Regions from separate parts of the Homo sapiens genome. Here regions 1, 2, 3 and 5 are each linked to region 4. A link is a contact called in ENCODE Hi-C or POLR2A ChIA-PET data. All regions are on one chromosome and are shown on one strand. The core of a region is the stretch at or near the end of the contact, and the rest is flanking DNA. Distances in the headings are between cores, read along the strand shown.

Region 1 (2,700 bases), core at 192-2,691, 1.3 Mb after region 4:
GTCCAAGCACAAGTTCCAGTGGCATTGGATAAGACTTCTAAATTAAAGTGTTTACAAGAAAACAATAATTTGATTAAAACTTGTATTCTTACTAGTAAGTGTGGGGGCGTAGGGATTTCATTATTGGCAAAAATCAACAATCCTTCATTCTTGTAGCCTTTAAAAAATATATTTTAAAAATAGTGAAATGTTATTGTATTTTAAAAGGATTTGGATAATGATTAAATCCAAAGTATAGAAGATAAACTTACTTGATTTGTTTATTCAATCAGCAAGTAGTTTTGAACACATAATCTGCACCAGCCACTGTTCTAGACACCGGAGAAGCAGTGGTAAGGATGACAGGCTCCTGCTCTTCAGTAATTGTTGGGGAGATAGCTTCTTATTCATTTCCATAGGAAATCTTTTTTTTTTTAAATCTACATTTGTTTTAAAAAGATGAATTTTCATTAAAAAACAAGTCTAAATGTCTATCTTGAAAAATAAGCAAGATTAGTTAGGTTTGTAAAGACCCTATGCTCTGAAACAGTGCAAAAGTTAGATAGTACATGTTGGATAAGCTCGAGGTTTGACCGTTCACCTGGAGGTGAGCTGATAAATGTTCAGCTGTAGATTGATGATAAAGATAACTAACATTGATAAATTGACTCGTGTAATATGGATAACTTATTAATAAATTGGCTCTTGTAGTATGAACCAAACATACAACCTCAAACTGAGCTTAGCTCCCTTTGATTAATACTTCAGGCCAAGCAAGCTATACACATTGTTTAAAGAAAAAGGAAACCTAGAAAATCTATCCCTTCTGCCTATGTCCCTCCTCTCTTTCCCCCAATAGCAGAAATCTCCCTAATACTTATTACCTAATAGAGAATAGGTGGAGGTGGATGAGAGAACTTCATACAGATGAATATTATACTTCACAAGTGGTTAAAATATCCATTTATTTCGAAGGATGTCGCTAAATGAAGTGTTTTGGGTTTTTTTGGCGGGGGTGGTGTTGGGGGGCAGGGGTGGCTTTTGCAGAACCACAGATGTTTTCAGACTCATCTAATCCGACTTCATCATTTTACAGATAGCTATTTCAGGCACCATTGTGGTTTACCTAATATGTCAGAGCAGAACTATTTAACCCTAAGTAACTTGAATTTTTGTTTTGTTTTCTTTTCACACATTTTTCCTCTAAAACCTACACCAAACTCCCTTGGGTTGAGTTCAAGACATACTTTGCCTAGACCAGACTGTAGTGTAATAATAGTACTTTAGCAGGGTTTTATGGTAAAAGAGTGAAATGTTTTACGTGACTGTCAGAAGTTTAGTACCAGAAAGACATTTCACATTTGCATGTTATTAAACACAAGTAAGACAAATGTTTCAGGGCAGCTGATGTAGACCTTGTACTACTTTGCTCATCCCAAATCATTGGTATACATGTAAACATTCTGAACTGGTCGGCTGACCACATTAGCTCATCTCACATGAACGATTACAAAATGAGGTTTTGGATGCTTACGGTTAGTTAATTGAAATGATGCAAGTTCTTTTGAACTTACCACTAGTATTTTTCTGGATTTTGTGTATAAGTGTTTTGTTTGTTTGTTTGTTTGTTTTAAAGAAAAAAGAATAAAACTTTGCTTGATTTCTTTCCCTCCTATTAATATGTTACTTCTAAGCTAAGGCCCTCAAACTAAGTTTTCTCTGGCTGCTTTTAATATTCTTCTCTTCGTCATTGGTTTTCAGCAATTTGGTTATGATGTACATAACAACAGACTGGGAGTTTTCTTTATAGTTCTTTAGCTCAGAGTTTGTTGGATCTGCGAGCTTATGGTTTTCTCCAGATTTGAAAAATTTTCAGCCCTTCTTCAGAGATTTGTTTCTGTGCCTCCCTTCTCTAGTTTTGGACTCCAGTAACACATGGTTAAACTGCTTGATACTGTCACACAGGGCACTGGTACCCTGTTTTTTTATTTCTCCCAATCTTTTTCTCTCTGATTCATTTTCAATAGTTTCTGTTGCTGTGTCTTCAAGTTCACTGATGTTTTTCTGCTGTGTCTGGTCTGCTGTTAAACCCATATTTCAGATATATTTTTTATCATTATAATGTCTACTTGAGTCATTTCTGGTCTGTTTCTTTGGGTTTTTCTCCTGGTTTGGATCATATATTTTTTTCTTTGGTATTTTTGTTTGTTTGTTTGTTTGTTTGATTGAGACAGGGTCTTGCTTTGTCACCCAGGCTGGAGTGCAGTGGTGCCAGCTCAAGTGATCCTCTCGCCTCCGTCTCCTTGAGTAGCTGGGACCACAGGTGCATGCCACCACACCTGGTTAATTTTTTGTATTTTTTGTAGAGATGGGGTTTTGCCATGTTGTCCAGGCTGGTCTCAAACTCCTGAGCACAAGCAATTTGCCCACCTCAGCCTCCCCAGGTGCTGGGATTACAGACATGAGCCATTGCACTTGGCTGGTAATTTTTTGATAGGATGGAAAACGTTGTGAATGTTATTTATTAGGTGCTAGACTCTTTTTAAAAGAAAGTTTCTTTAAATACTGTTGGATTTTGTTCTGACATGTAGGTGTTACTAAGTTGCTTGGATGGAATGTAAACCAGTATCTTTTCCAACAAGTGAGAATACCATGTTGACTGCATTAAGTAAATCCTAAGAAAATATTAAATTCATTTTAATTACGAATTATAAGTATAGT
Region 2 (2,717 bases), core at 114-2,613, 1.0 Mb after region 4:
ATTAATGTAAAAGGACACACTCAGCATGAGATTCCAGTTGTGCACAGAATATACATGAGAAGTGCGCCTTTGTCATCCCTACTTTCAAAGGTGAAGGCCACCAGCAGTATCTTGCATGCAACTGATGCCTTTCAAATGAAACCTTACATCTGCATAGTCCATAGACAACCACAGGCAAATGTGAGGGTGAAACTCTGTGTTCTACGTTGCTCTGTGTCAGTGAAGCAAGGCAGTGCCAGTTCAGAGGGCTCTGGGGCCTCAAGACAGGGATGACTGGTTGTGGGTACTGCAGCTGCGAGCAGAGCAGTCAAACATAACTGCTGATGCTTTTCTTTCAGTCCTGCCGTCATCACTGACAAAGTAATCCCAGCTTGTCTGCCATCCCCAAATTATGTGGTCGCTGACCGGACCGAATGTTTCATCACTGGCTGGGGAGAAACCCAAGGTGAGATAAATTCCATTGCCCACATAACGAATTGGTTTTGACCTACAGTCCATGTGACAAAATGATCATTTTGGAGAAAGCTGTGCAAATTCCTATCCATGAATGTGGTCCACCCCACTCCTGATTTTGCCTGGGCACCTGTCTATGTCTTAATCAGTCTTCAAGGCACATGATCAAAGGGAGGAAAACTGTGTCTTTGAGTCTCTCTCTCTCTCTCTGTTTTCAGAACATTTTTATTTCAATTAATTAATTTTTAACTTTTATTTTAGGTTCAGGGGTACATGTGCAAGTTTCTTGTATATGTAAACAGTGGTTTGTCATGCAGATTATTTTGTCACCTAGGTACTAACCCTAGTACCCAATTCTTAGTATTTCCTGCTCCTCTCCCTCCTCCCACTCTTCTCCCTCAAGTAGGCCCCAGTGTCTGTTGCTCTCTTCTTTGTGTCCATGAGTTCTCATCACTTAGCTCCCACTTATAACTGTGAACATGTGGTATTTGGTTTTCTGTTCCTGTGTTAGTTTTCTAAGAATAACGGCCTCCAGCTCCATTCATGTTCCTGTAAAAGATATTACCTCATTCTTTCTTATGGCTAAACAGTATTCCATGGTGTATATGTACCACATATTCTTCATCCAATGTGTCATTGATGGTCATATAGGTGATTCCATGTCTTTGCTACTGTGAATAGTGCTGCAATGAACATTCATGTGCATGTGTCTTTAGGGTAGAATGATTTATATTCCTCTAGGTATATCGCCAGTAGTAGGATTGCTGGGTTGAAAGTTAGTTCTGCTTTTAGCTCTTTGAGAATCACCATACTGCTTTCTACAGTGGATGAACTAATTTACAGTCCCACCAGCTGTTAGTGTTCTCTTTTCTCTGCAACCTTGCCAGCATCTGTTATTTTTTGACTTTTTAGGAAGCCATTCTGGCTGGTGTGAGATGATTTTTCATTGTGGTTTTGATTTGCATTTCTCTAACGATCAGTGATATTGAGCTTTTTTTCATATGTTTGTTGGCCACAGGCATGTCTTCTTTAGAAAAGTGTGTTAGTGTCCCCTGTCCATTTTTTAATGGGGTTTTTTTTTTCTTGTAAATTTGTTTAAGTTCCTCATAGATGCTGGATATTAGACCTTTTTCAGGTGCATAGTTTGCAAATATTTTCTCCTGTTCTCTAGGTTTTCCCTTTACTCCCTTGAGAGTTTCTTTTTCTGTCCAGAAGCTCTTAAGTTTAATTAGATCCCATTTGTCAATTTTTGCCTTTGTTGAGATTGCTTTTGGCATCTTCATGAAATTTTTGCCCGTTCCTATGTCCAGGATGGTGTTACCTAGGTTGTCTTCCAGGATTTTTGTACTTTTGGATTTTACATTTAAGTCTTTAATCCATCTTGAGTTGATTTCTGTATATGGTGTAAGGAAAGGGGTCCAGTTTCCATCTTCTACATATGGCTAGCCAGTTACCCCAGCACCATTTATTGAATAGGGAGTTATTTTCCCATTGCTTGTTTTTGTCAGCTTTGTTAAAAATCAGATGTCTGTAGGTGTGTGGCCTTATTTCTGGGCTCTCTATTCTGTTCCACTGGTCTACGTGTCTTTTTTTTTTTTTTTTTTTACCAGTACCATGCTGTTTTTGTTACTGTAGCCCTGAAGTATAGTTTGAAGCCAGGTAATGTGATGTCTCCAGCTTTGTTCTTTTTGTTTAGGATTGCCTTGGCTATTCTGGCTCCTTTTTGGTTATATATAAATTTTTGAAGTAGTTTTTTAATAGTGCTGTGAAGAATATCATTGGCAGTTTGATAGGAATAGCAATGAATCTGTAAATTACTTTGGGCAGTATGGCCATTTTAATGATATTGATTCTTCCAATCCATGAGCATGGGATGTTTTTCCATTCATTTGTGTCATCTCTGATTTCTTTGAGCAGTGTTTTGTAATTCTTATTGTAGAGATCTTTACCTCTCTGGTTAGCTGTATTCTTACATATTTTATTCTTTTTGTGGCATTTGTGAATGGGACTGTGTTCCTGATTTGCCTCTGGGCTTGGCTGTTGTTGGTGTAAAGGGATGCTAGTGATTTTTGTACATTGATTTTATATCCTGAAACTTTGCTGGAGTTGATTATCAGCTGAAGGAGCTTTTGGGCTGAGACTATGGGGTTTTCTAGACATAGAGTCATGTCATCTGCCAACAGGGATCGTTTGATTTCCTCTCTTCCTATCTGGATGCCCTTTATTTCTTTCTCTTGCCTGATTGCTCTGACCAGGGCTTCCAA
Region 3 (2,700 bases), core at 153-2,652, 1.9 Mb before region 4:
GGAGGGCTGCTGGGTCCAAGGCTACGGTCATTTTCGATTTGAATAAGTATTACCAAATGGGCAAGTTATTTAAGTGATCCCTGAGTCGCTCTTCTTTGTAAACAGTGGACAATAATGAGTTTCTCAAATGTTTCTTATAAGGATTAAATGAGATGGGGATGTGGAAGCCTAGTATACAGCAAGCAGGCCGTCAATGAATGTTGGCCTCCCAATATTTTTTTTTACGGAGAAAGACAACTATTTATGCATATTATGATGACTATAGCTTAACCATGAGCTCAACAAACACAAAAATTCACAGAAAATTCTGCAATACCGTATCTATTTTAAACCCCATTATTGAATATAACTAGTGAAATCTCAGGTCAAATAGAATGTATTTAAGAAGACACAAACTTGACATTAAACACCAGAGATTTACATTTGATAGTTGTCTCTTCTTACAAATATATCCCTCATAATAATAAAAAAGCACTCCACTAGTATGCCAATTAAGACACATCTTCCAGTCGTGTTTTGTCCTTGAGTGAAAAATCTTGCTGCTCAATTCAAGTCATTCGTTTATTCATAACACCCATATATATATCTCCAACTCTGGAAAGAAACACTGACAGAAAGATGGAAAATTTTAGAGACCTCGTTTCCACTTCAGAGAGCCTGTTGTCCCCCAAACCTCTCGGGCCCTCCGGTATTTTTAAGCTTATCAAGATTCCAGAATGAGGTTAACGGGGCGTCACAGAACGAAACCCCCCACCGTCCCGTCCCAGGGGCTTCAAGCCAGGACCCCGGCCTGAGGGAGCCTCCGGGCAGGAGGAAGAGGCCCAGGAAGCCATCGCTCCGCTCCTTCCCAGCTGTTTATGTGGTACTCAGGGTACTCGGCCAAGGGCACGGCGACCCCGCAACACCCCAGGCGTGGGGCAAAGACAGCGGGGTTGCGGGGCTCCTGTCTGCCCGGGGCGTCGAGAGTTCCTGCCGCCCCCTCCCGCCTCATGCACGGAAAGCGCCGAGCCACGGCGTGCGGCGCCGGCCGAGCGTGAACCGGAGTCGGGGTTCGGCTACCCCGAGCGGCTCTGTGGGCCGCGGATCGCTTCCCCTGGGGCGGCCACGCAGGGTTGCGGGCCATGGCCTGGGGCGCCCGTCCGGACCCCGCCGCTGCGCGGGACGCCGCTCCCAGCCTCGACCAAGGGCGCCCGGGGGCGGCGGCGGCGGCGGCGGCGGTGACTGCCCGGGGCGGCGGCGCGGCGCGGGGGCGGCCAGGAGGCGAGGAGGCCGGGCCGCGGCCGAGGGCCCAGGGCGCGCTTCCGGCGGGCGTCGCGCGCGCCGCGGTAAATGGGAGGCTCGGCCGACAGGGGCGGGGGCCGCGCAGCCGGGGACTTTCAGGAACTGCAGGAGCGTGCGGCGCGGGAGTAGCCGAGCGCCCAGCGGCTGGGCCTGAGCGTCGAGACTCGGGGCCGAGGCGGAGGAGCGGCCGCCGCGCCGGGGCCCAGCCGGAGCCGCCGCCCTCGCCCTTGCCTTTGCCTGCGCGGCTCAGAATCACCATCCGCGGCGCGGGAGACGAGCCGGCCGTCCCGGGCCGGGGGACCCGCCCGCCATGGCCACCAAGGTGAGGGGCGCGCGGCGCAGGCCGGGCCGGTCGCTCAGGCCCGGGGCGGCGCGGAGAGGGTCGGGGCCGGGGCCGCGGGGAGGGTCGGGGCCAGGGGTGGTCGAGGGGCCACTCCGCTTCCTCGGTGGAGTCCCCGGGCGGGTCCGCGGCCCAGCCAGTCCCTTCTGGGCATGGGTGCGGCGGGCAGTGCAGACAGACCACCAGGATCGCACCGGGGGACGGCGTCGGGTCTGGGCGCGGGTTGGGACCCCGGGCGCAGCGAGGTTTGGGAAGTTTGCACCTGAGCGTGGGCTGCGGCGGGCTCGCCGGGAGGGGCCGCGGGACGGAAACTTCCCGCAGCCCGGGGAGGCCCCCGAGGCGACTGGCGCTCTGTGGCGTCCGGCGTCCCCGCCGCCCCCACGTCCCCTCCCGCTGCCGCCTGGGGGACCCTCGCCCCCGCGGGGCGGGTGGGGGTCGAGACCTCGGCGGAGAGGACGCGGCGCTTCCCGTCCCGGCCTGCGGGGGCTCGCGGCCGGGGAGGGACCGAGGCTGGGACGCCCCGCGCCCCTTTGCCTTCGCTGCTGTTATTTTTTTCTTTTGTTTTGCTACCTTTTCATTGTGAATGGCATTGCCGGCATGAATAAAATATCAAGAGGGAAATGACTGTGCTTTCGATTACGTGTTTGCCTGAAAAAAGGCCCAGGCCCGAATTACGTGGTGGAACTTTGACTCCTGCTTCGTCATTGGCTAGGAGCGGTGGTTTGCTTGTTTTACGTTATTGTTTATGAAATTAGCAGTCACTCTTGGCTACCTGAATTTTCAAAAGCCACCCTCCCCCGCTCCTTTTCCTTGGGCGTTTTCAGTAGTTACTTGATGTAGAATAGCCACTGGGGAAGTCACGGTCACGGAAGGGAGGACCTGGGGGAGGAGGCTCTATACCTGAGCCATTAACTGATCTGTGATACACTGTGAGGAGTGGGTTTACTTTTGCACTTAGTTTTTGTAATGTCACTTTGTTAGCATCAGCACCCCTTTGTCTATTTGTTTTTGAGATCTCTGAGCTACTTTTGGGTTGCTAGAAACGTTATTTTTTATTTTTCGATAGGTGTTTGCTTTTT
Region 4 (2,731 bases), core at 38-2,537:
GGAGCGACTTTCTATGTTTAAAGACCATTACGGTATTTTTTCTGAGAATCATCTGTTCATGTCCTTCCCCATTTTCTCCTTTGGCTTTTGCACTTTTTGTTTTCAATTTTTGAGAGCTCTTGTGATACGAGTTGCAAAGATTTTCTCCAGACCGATCTGATTCACTGGAAATATACTACGACCATCTGGAATGTACTTTAATCTTATCCTAATAAATCACCTTACTACAAGACACTCCTTTGGGGATGAACAGGTTTGATAAAGCCGGCTAAGGACAGACCAATCAAAAGAATTACGTGCTCTTCTAGTAAGTGTTTAGAGACTGTTTCACGTTCTCCAGGTAACACCGCCATTACTCGGCGGTCCAGATGGCAGTCTTACTTCAGGGAGTCTACTCCACTTGCAGGACCTCTTTGATTGAGTTCACTAAACCTCACAGGGCCGCCTTCCCCGTGTTCCAGTTAGCAAGGGGCCCTCAACGCCGCGGACACAGCGCAACCTCCGACGCCAGAGAACAATAGCTCCTCGATGCGTCTCCAGAGATGTCAAGGAGGAACGAACCCAGCGGCCAGGAGACTGCGCCTCACGACTGATGAGAGGGAAGGCATCGGTTTCTAAGTTCTCAAAACTTACAGGTGAGCTTCTGCTAAGAGTAAACGCCCGCGGCTCGCCGCCCACGGCCTCTCTCTTGAGGTGGCACCTGGTCCTCCGACACGCGGAAGCATCACGGATGAGCGTCACGAACACAGAGCGGCCAATCACGCGCCGCCTTCGCCCAGATCCCTCCGCACGAGGCAGCCCCGCAGCCGCAGGTGGCCCCGGCGAGTACTTCCACCTTCCCTTCCCGTGATGCCCTGGGGCTGACCTCCGACCTCGCTGGCCCGCCCCTCCCCTCGGCCGCTTCCCTTACTGAGCTTGCTGAGCTCCGGGGCCCGCGGAGCTCGCGCCAGGCTCCTGGGAAAGGACGGGGAGTGTTACCGGGGAGCAGCTGCTCCATTGTGCCTCGAGGCCCCGATCGGGCTAGGCCGACGGCCTCCCTCCCTTCACCTTTCCTCTCCTGGCGGGGTTCGGCGGCGGGCGAGTGACTGCGGCCACGCCTGAAAGGCGACTCTCCTGTGAGTGGGCCAGAAGGCGAACATGGCGGAGCGGGGAGGCTGGCGGGAGGCGGGAGGCGGGAGGCGGGAGGCAGTGGCGCTGGCCTGCGGCGCGTTCGGACCGGCTGTGGGGCGGGGCAGGGCGGAGCGGAGCCGTGCGGCGGGGCGGGGCCGGGCGGCGGGGCCTGGTTTCCTCCCTCAGCGCCATTTTGTGGCAGCGAGACCCACAAATAAAGGGGAGCGCAGGGGTTGCGGCGGGACTAGGAGCGCGGCGGGGCCGGCGGCAGAGCTGTCCGGCTGCGCGGTGGCCCGGGGGGCCCGGGCGGCAGGGCAAGCAGCGCGGCCTCGGCCTATGCGACCGGTGGCGCCGGCGCGGCTTCTGCCTGGAGAGGTAGGCGCGGGCCGGCTGGCGGGAGCGGACGCGGGGGACCTCCGGGGCCTGAGGGCTGATGCGCAGCCGCCCCCGGCGGGTAAGGGGCGGGCAGGGCCCGAAAGGCCACACGGGCCTGGTGCGGCACCGGTCTCTCGTGAGCCGCTCTACCTTCCCGCCTGCGGGGAACACTTCCGCCGCTTCGAGGCCATTTTATCTCTGTCCTCCGTCCCCAAGGCCCGGGTTGAGAGGGGTGCTCTGGCGGCCGGAGAGACCGGCCACTCACGGAGGCCGGAGGATGCCCTCCCCGGGCTGAGCGGCGGCGCTCGTTTTTTCCTCGCCTCGGGGTCGCCCCCTTCACCTCCCTTGGGCCTCTCCTGAGGACCTGGCGGCACTAACGAGTTCAGCAAGGAAAAAAAGAAACATTCGTTCCCTACATTTCATGTCACGCAGTAGGATGTTACTACGTTCTCTTGTAGACTTCCATTTTTAAATGAGTATAAGCATTCTGAGGAAAGAAACTGAATTATTGCAGATTTTTGTGAAATCCAAGTCTTACCTTGGATCCCTGTGAGACAGTTACTAGATTTTTTTTTCACCGTTTTTCATAAGTCTGTGTACACGTAATGGAAAAGCCCGAGTTCTTGTTTTGATAAGAAAGTCACTTGGTTGTTTGATCCCAAAGGATTAGCTTAACATTATCAAGGACTAGCATAACTGTGATTATGTAAAAAAAACAAAACAAAACAAAAAAACTATTATTTAGTCTGGTAGGGAAATACTTCTATGAGTATGTTACAATTGGAAGTTGTATTTGTGCCTATTTTATCTAGTTTTAGTTAATTCCATTGCTTCGGAAGATAAGTGGACGTCATAGATCCATCGCAAGTTCTCGTTTTTTGGATTTTAAAATTTTGACCATTAAGTTTTCTACGATAGATAAACATGTTGTGGACATTTAAAACCGTAATTTAAAACTATGAGCGAAAAATCTTTTCAAGATGGATACATTTTAATTCATTCAAGTAGCATCTGATTAGCCAAGTCGGGGAAAGATTGCAGTCCGCAAAGCTGGCTTGTGATAAGGTTGAGGTTACATTTTAAGGGTTTGGGTAGGTGTGTTTCTTACAGTGCTTTTATATGTTAAGGTATCTTAAGCAGACACATGGTTTAAAAGTTCAGTATTTTTAGTACTTTTTCATTGGCAGAATTTGGACAAGCTACCAGAATTGCTAACTCCTAAAGGATAAAAGTAATAATAATAGTG
Region 5 (2,700 bases), core at 63-2,562, 1.3 Mb after region 4:
AGCTTTCTTCACACAAGAAAATGCACGGAAATGAATTATACATGGATACCAATTTGTGATTTTTAAAAATTTGTAATTTTTTAAATTAAGATAAAAATTAGTTTATTTTTTTGAATACTTTTTTGTTTTGTTTTACCTCACCCTTTACTAAGCTGTTAGCTTGGTCTGTTGCGCTTACTGCTATATCCTCAGCATCTAGTACAGTTCCTGACACATATATGCACTTAATAAGTATTTGTCAAATGAATATTATTGAGTAAATAAGATGAAGGTCAATTCAGAAATTCAGCACTATCAGGCTATATACATAATACAGACTATTATAAAAAACTAGAATGGAGCAGTTCCTTTTAACGACGGAGAAATGTCAGTAACATACTTTGAGCACAATATAGCTAATTTCACAACTGGTCTTTAAATATAACATACCTATAATCAATTTAATGTTTTTCTTTGTTACCAGAGTTGTTCAAAACGTGCGTTTCACCTATCAAAGCTCAACTAAATGAGGTTTAAGAAATCTGCACATTTGAATGTACTTAATTTTAAAAGATTCTGGTTTTGGATTAACTCTGGATTTCACCCTATGGGAAATTTTGTAAATATTTCCAACTTAAAAAAAAACTGTGAAGCCCCAGCGCTAAGAGTAAACGATGCATTGGAATTTCAACAGGATTTCTGTAACTCTGAAATAATCTTTAGCATTTCTTCTTCCCCCCATCCCCTCAGTGTAGGAGCATTCCAGTCCAAGTTTCTGGGAGATCGCTATCGAATCTTATGACACTGGGGTGAGAAGTTTTGCCGGGTTGAAATGAGGGGGTCACTTTAATAATCTGGAATTCCGGAGACTTTATGTCAAGTCTTAAAAATTCGAGCCTGTGGAAGGCTGCGCTGTCAAGAGACCGGAGTTGCGAGCGTCTGGGTGACGTCCGTCCTCCTGGAAGGTGGGATCCGGGTGGCAGGTCCCTGGGCGGCGACTCCGGCCGGGCTCATAGCGTCGCGCCCGCCCCGCTCATCGGCCCTACCCAGCGTCCCTCCCAGACCGACGACCGCCTGGGAAGCCTCGAGCTCCCAGCCCGCTGCACAGCCCGGCTCCGCTCCACAGTCCCCCACTGCCACCGGCCGGGGCGACACCGGGCGAGCTGGCGAGACCCGGCTCCAGGACCGAATCGCGCCGACACTTGACGGCGCTCCCCGCCCCTCCCTGCCGCCGTCTCCGCCCCCGTCCGGTCGCATTCCGGCGCCCGCCGCCGCCGCCGCCACCGCCGCCGATCTGGGAGGCTTGTCCCTCGCCGCCCACCGTAGCCCCGGCGCTCGGCCGGTCGCCGTTTCCAAGATGGCCGCGGCGCGCACGGCTCCTGCGGCGGGGTAGAGGCGGAGGCGGAGTCGAGTCACTCCCGCACTTCGGGGCTCCGGTGCCCCGCGCCAGGCTGCAGCTTACTGCCCGCCGCGGCCATGCGGGGCTCCGTGCACGGATGAGAGAAGCCGCTGCCGCGCTGGTCCCTCCTCCCGCCTTTGCCGTCACGCCTGCCGCCGCCATGGAGGAGCCGCCGCCACCGCCGCCGCCGCCACCACCGCCACCGGAACCCGAGACCGAGTCAGAACCCGAGTGCTGCTTGGCGGCGAGGTGAGTGTGGCGGCCGCAGTCGGTCGCTCGCAGAAAGCGGGGCGGGTCCTGGCCCGAACTCGGTCGGGCCCGAGGGCCTCTGCTTCCCGCCAGGTGGGGAGGGAAGCATCCAGTCTCTGCAGGCTGGGGCGGGAGGGGCGCGGTGCATCCCTGGGTCCCAGGGGACCGCGTCTGAGTCTGTCCGGCGACTCCTCCCGGGGTTGCAGCTCCGCAGGGTTCCGCTCGAGCGTGTTGCCGGCTCCCCTTCCCTTGTAGACTCCCCCAGCTCACCCTCAACGTTGCGGGGGCTGGGAGCAGAGTGCGGCTGCCTCCCCTGCCGCTAGCTTCGGAAGAGTGGCCTCACTGAAGTGCCTCTCATCATTACTGAACGAAAGTGGTCCCTCCCCTCTGCCCTCATTCGAGTAAAAGAGACATTCGGAAATCGAGTGCGTACTGGCTATTTCCCCGCGTTCTCCTCCTCCTCTCCTTTTGCCCGCTCCAGAGAATGCCTGTCATCTCTTCCGTGAGAAATTGCACTTAGACTATGCAGACAGATACGTTGCTTTCCTGTTCTGAGGGCCCCTTACTGTCCTTTAGTGCTAGTATTGTGCAGATTGTTGCTCACACGTGCACAAAAGTAAGGATTCATTTGTCTAAAACTTTGCTACTGCAGGAAGCTCTAAGGTGGAACTTCGGTAACCAAAGCATTTGTTGCTTTTTCTTCCATACTCTATTAACTTATTTTTATGTCTTTATTTTTTTTTTAATTGAGAGAACAAACTCACCATAACTGAGAATTTCCCTCTTTTTACGTGCCTATGTTTGTATGTTCAAATGTCCTCTTACTCCCTGTCCTTTGCATCCCAGAGTAAACTTGCAAACTGCTGCCCCCTGTCCCCTGTAATGAAAATACCTCGGCAGCTCCTCTTGGCATCTTATGGTCTTGCTCTATGGTTCTAGGAATAAGGCAGTAAAGTGTCCTCTTTTTCCTGCTTAAAGAAAATTCACACCTGTAACTGTAGTTAGAACTGAACACAGGAGCCATATTCTTGCTTGTCATCATTCAGTTGGCCCAAACAAATTTGTTTTATTTT

What was found. A loop is a pair of places that touch in the nucleus more often than their neighbours do. ChIA-PET counts read pairs that join two places held with the same protein, here RNA polymerase II (POLR2A). Pooled maps may share reads with other maps.
Region 1: a loop to region 4 is called in a map with no recorded cell type, with 4 times the contacts of the local background. The contact joins the enhancer-like site here to the promoter of WTAP in region 4. A Hi-C loop is called at or near these places in 3 of 37 single-sample maps with no recorded cell type and 2 of 50 pooled maps.
Region 2: a loop to region 4 is called in a map with no recorded cell type, with 16 times the contacts of the local background. The contact joins the enhancer-like site here to the promoter of WTAP in region 4. A Hi-C loop is called at or near these places in 1 of 37 single-sample maps with no recorded cell type and 2 of 50 pooled maps. POLR2A ChIA-PET finds 5 or more read pairs at or near these places in 1 of 52 experiments (activated B cell).
Region 3: a map with no recorded cell type shows a loop between it and region 4 (8-fold over the local background). The contact joins the promoter of SNX9 here to the promoter of WTAP in region 4. A Hi-C loop is called at or near these places in 2 of 37 single-sample maps with no recorded cell type and 2 of 50 pooled maps.
Region 5: a map of naive thymus-derived CD4-positive, alpha-beta T cell shows a loop between it and region 4 (14-fold over the local background). The contact joins the promoter of MAP3K4 here to the promoter of WTAP in region 4. A Hi-C loop is called at or near these places in 1 of 168 maps with a recorded cell type or tissue (naive thymus-derived CD4-positive, alpha-beta T cell), 1 of 37 single-sample maps with no recorded cell type and 10 of 50 pooled maps. POLR2A ChIA-PET finds 5 or more read pairs at or near these places in 1 of 52 experiments (endothelial cell of umbilical vein).

The regions. Positions count from the first base shown.
Region 1 is chr6:161,028,255-161,030,954 of GRCh38, forward strand. The region is part of intron 1 of MAP3K4 (mitogen-activated protein kinase kinase kinase 4); the gene reads left to right. Among named protein-coding and RNA genes, the nearest start is that of MAP3K4-AS1, 37 kb to the left of the region's middle. RefSeq lists an enhancer at 1,158-1,257. Within about 2 kb of position 1,442, at least 2 of the 41 ENCODE cell types and tissues checked have a DNase peak (open chromatin) inside an H3K27ac peak, as active enhancers do.
Region 2 is chr6:160,740,973-160,743,689 of GRCh38, forward strand. It overlaps PLG (plasminogen), which reads left to right. Exons shown (of 19, transcript NM_000301.5): 17 at 339-445. Among named protein-coding and RNA genes, the nearest start is that of PLG, 40 kb to the left of the region's middle. RefSeq lists an enhancer at 1,386-1,455. Within about 2 kb of position 1,364, at least 2 of the 41 ENCODE cell types and tissues checked have a DNase peak (open chromatin) inside an H3K27ac peak, as active enhancers do.
Region 3 is chr6:157,821,844-157,824,543 of GRCh38, forward strand. It overlaps SNX9 (sorting nexin 9), which reads left to right and starts at 1,403. Exons shown (of 18, transcript NM_016224.5): 1 at 1,403-1,603. The coding sequence starts at 1,592. RefSeq lists a silencer at 1,212-1,531 and an enhancer at 2,182-2,231.
Region 4 is chr6:159,726,219-159,728,949 of GRCh38, forward strand. WTAP (WT1 associated protein) reads left to right here and starts at 1,288. Exons shown (of 8, transcript NM_001270531.2): 1 at 1,288-1,485. It also overlaps a transcript of SOD2 not described here. RefSeq lists enhancers at 499-1,096, 577-666, 1,017-1,146, 1,097-1,694 and a silencer at 1,157-1,706.
Region 5 is chr6:160,990,457-160,993,156 of GRCh38, forward strand. It overlaps MAP3K4 (mitogen-activated protein kinase kinase kinase 4), which reads left to right and starts at 1,313. Exons shown (of 27, transcript NM_005922.4): 1 at 1,313-1,627. The coding sequence starts at 1,476. MAP3K4-AS1 (MAP3K4 antisense RNA 1) reads right to left here and starts at 1,886. Exons shown (of 1, transcript NR_174962.1): 1 at 1-1,886. RefSeq lists enhancers at 749-808, 829-898, 851-1,720 and silencers at 989-1,318, 1,781-2,075, 1,989-2,118.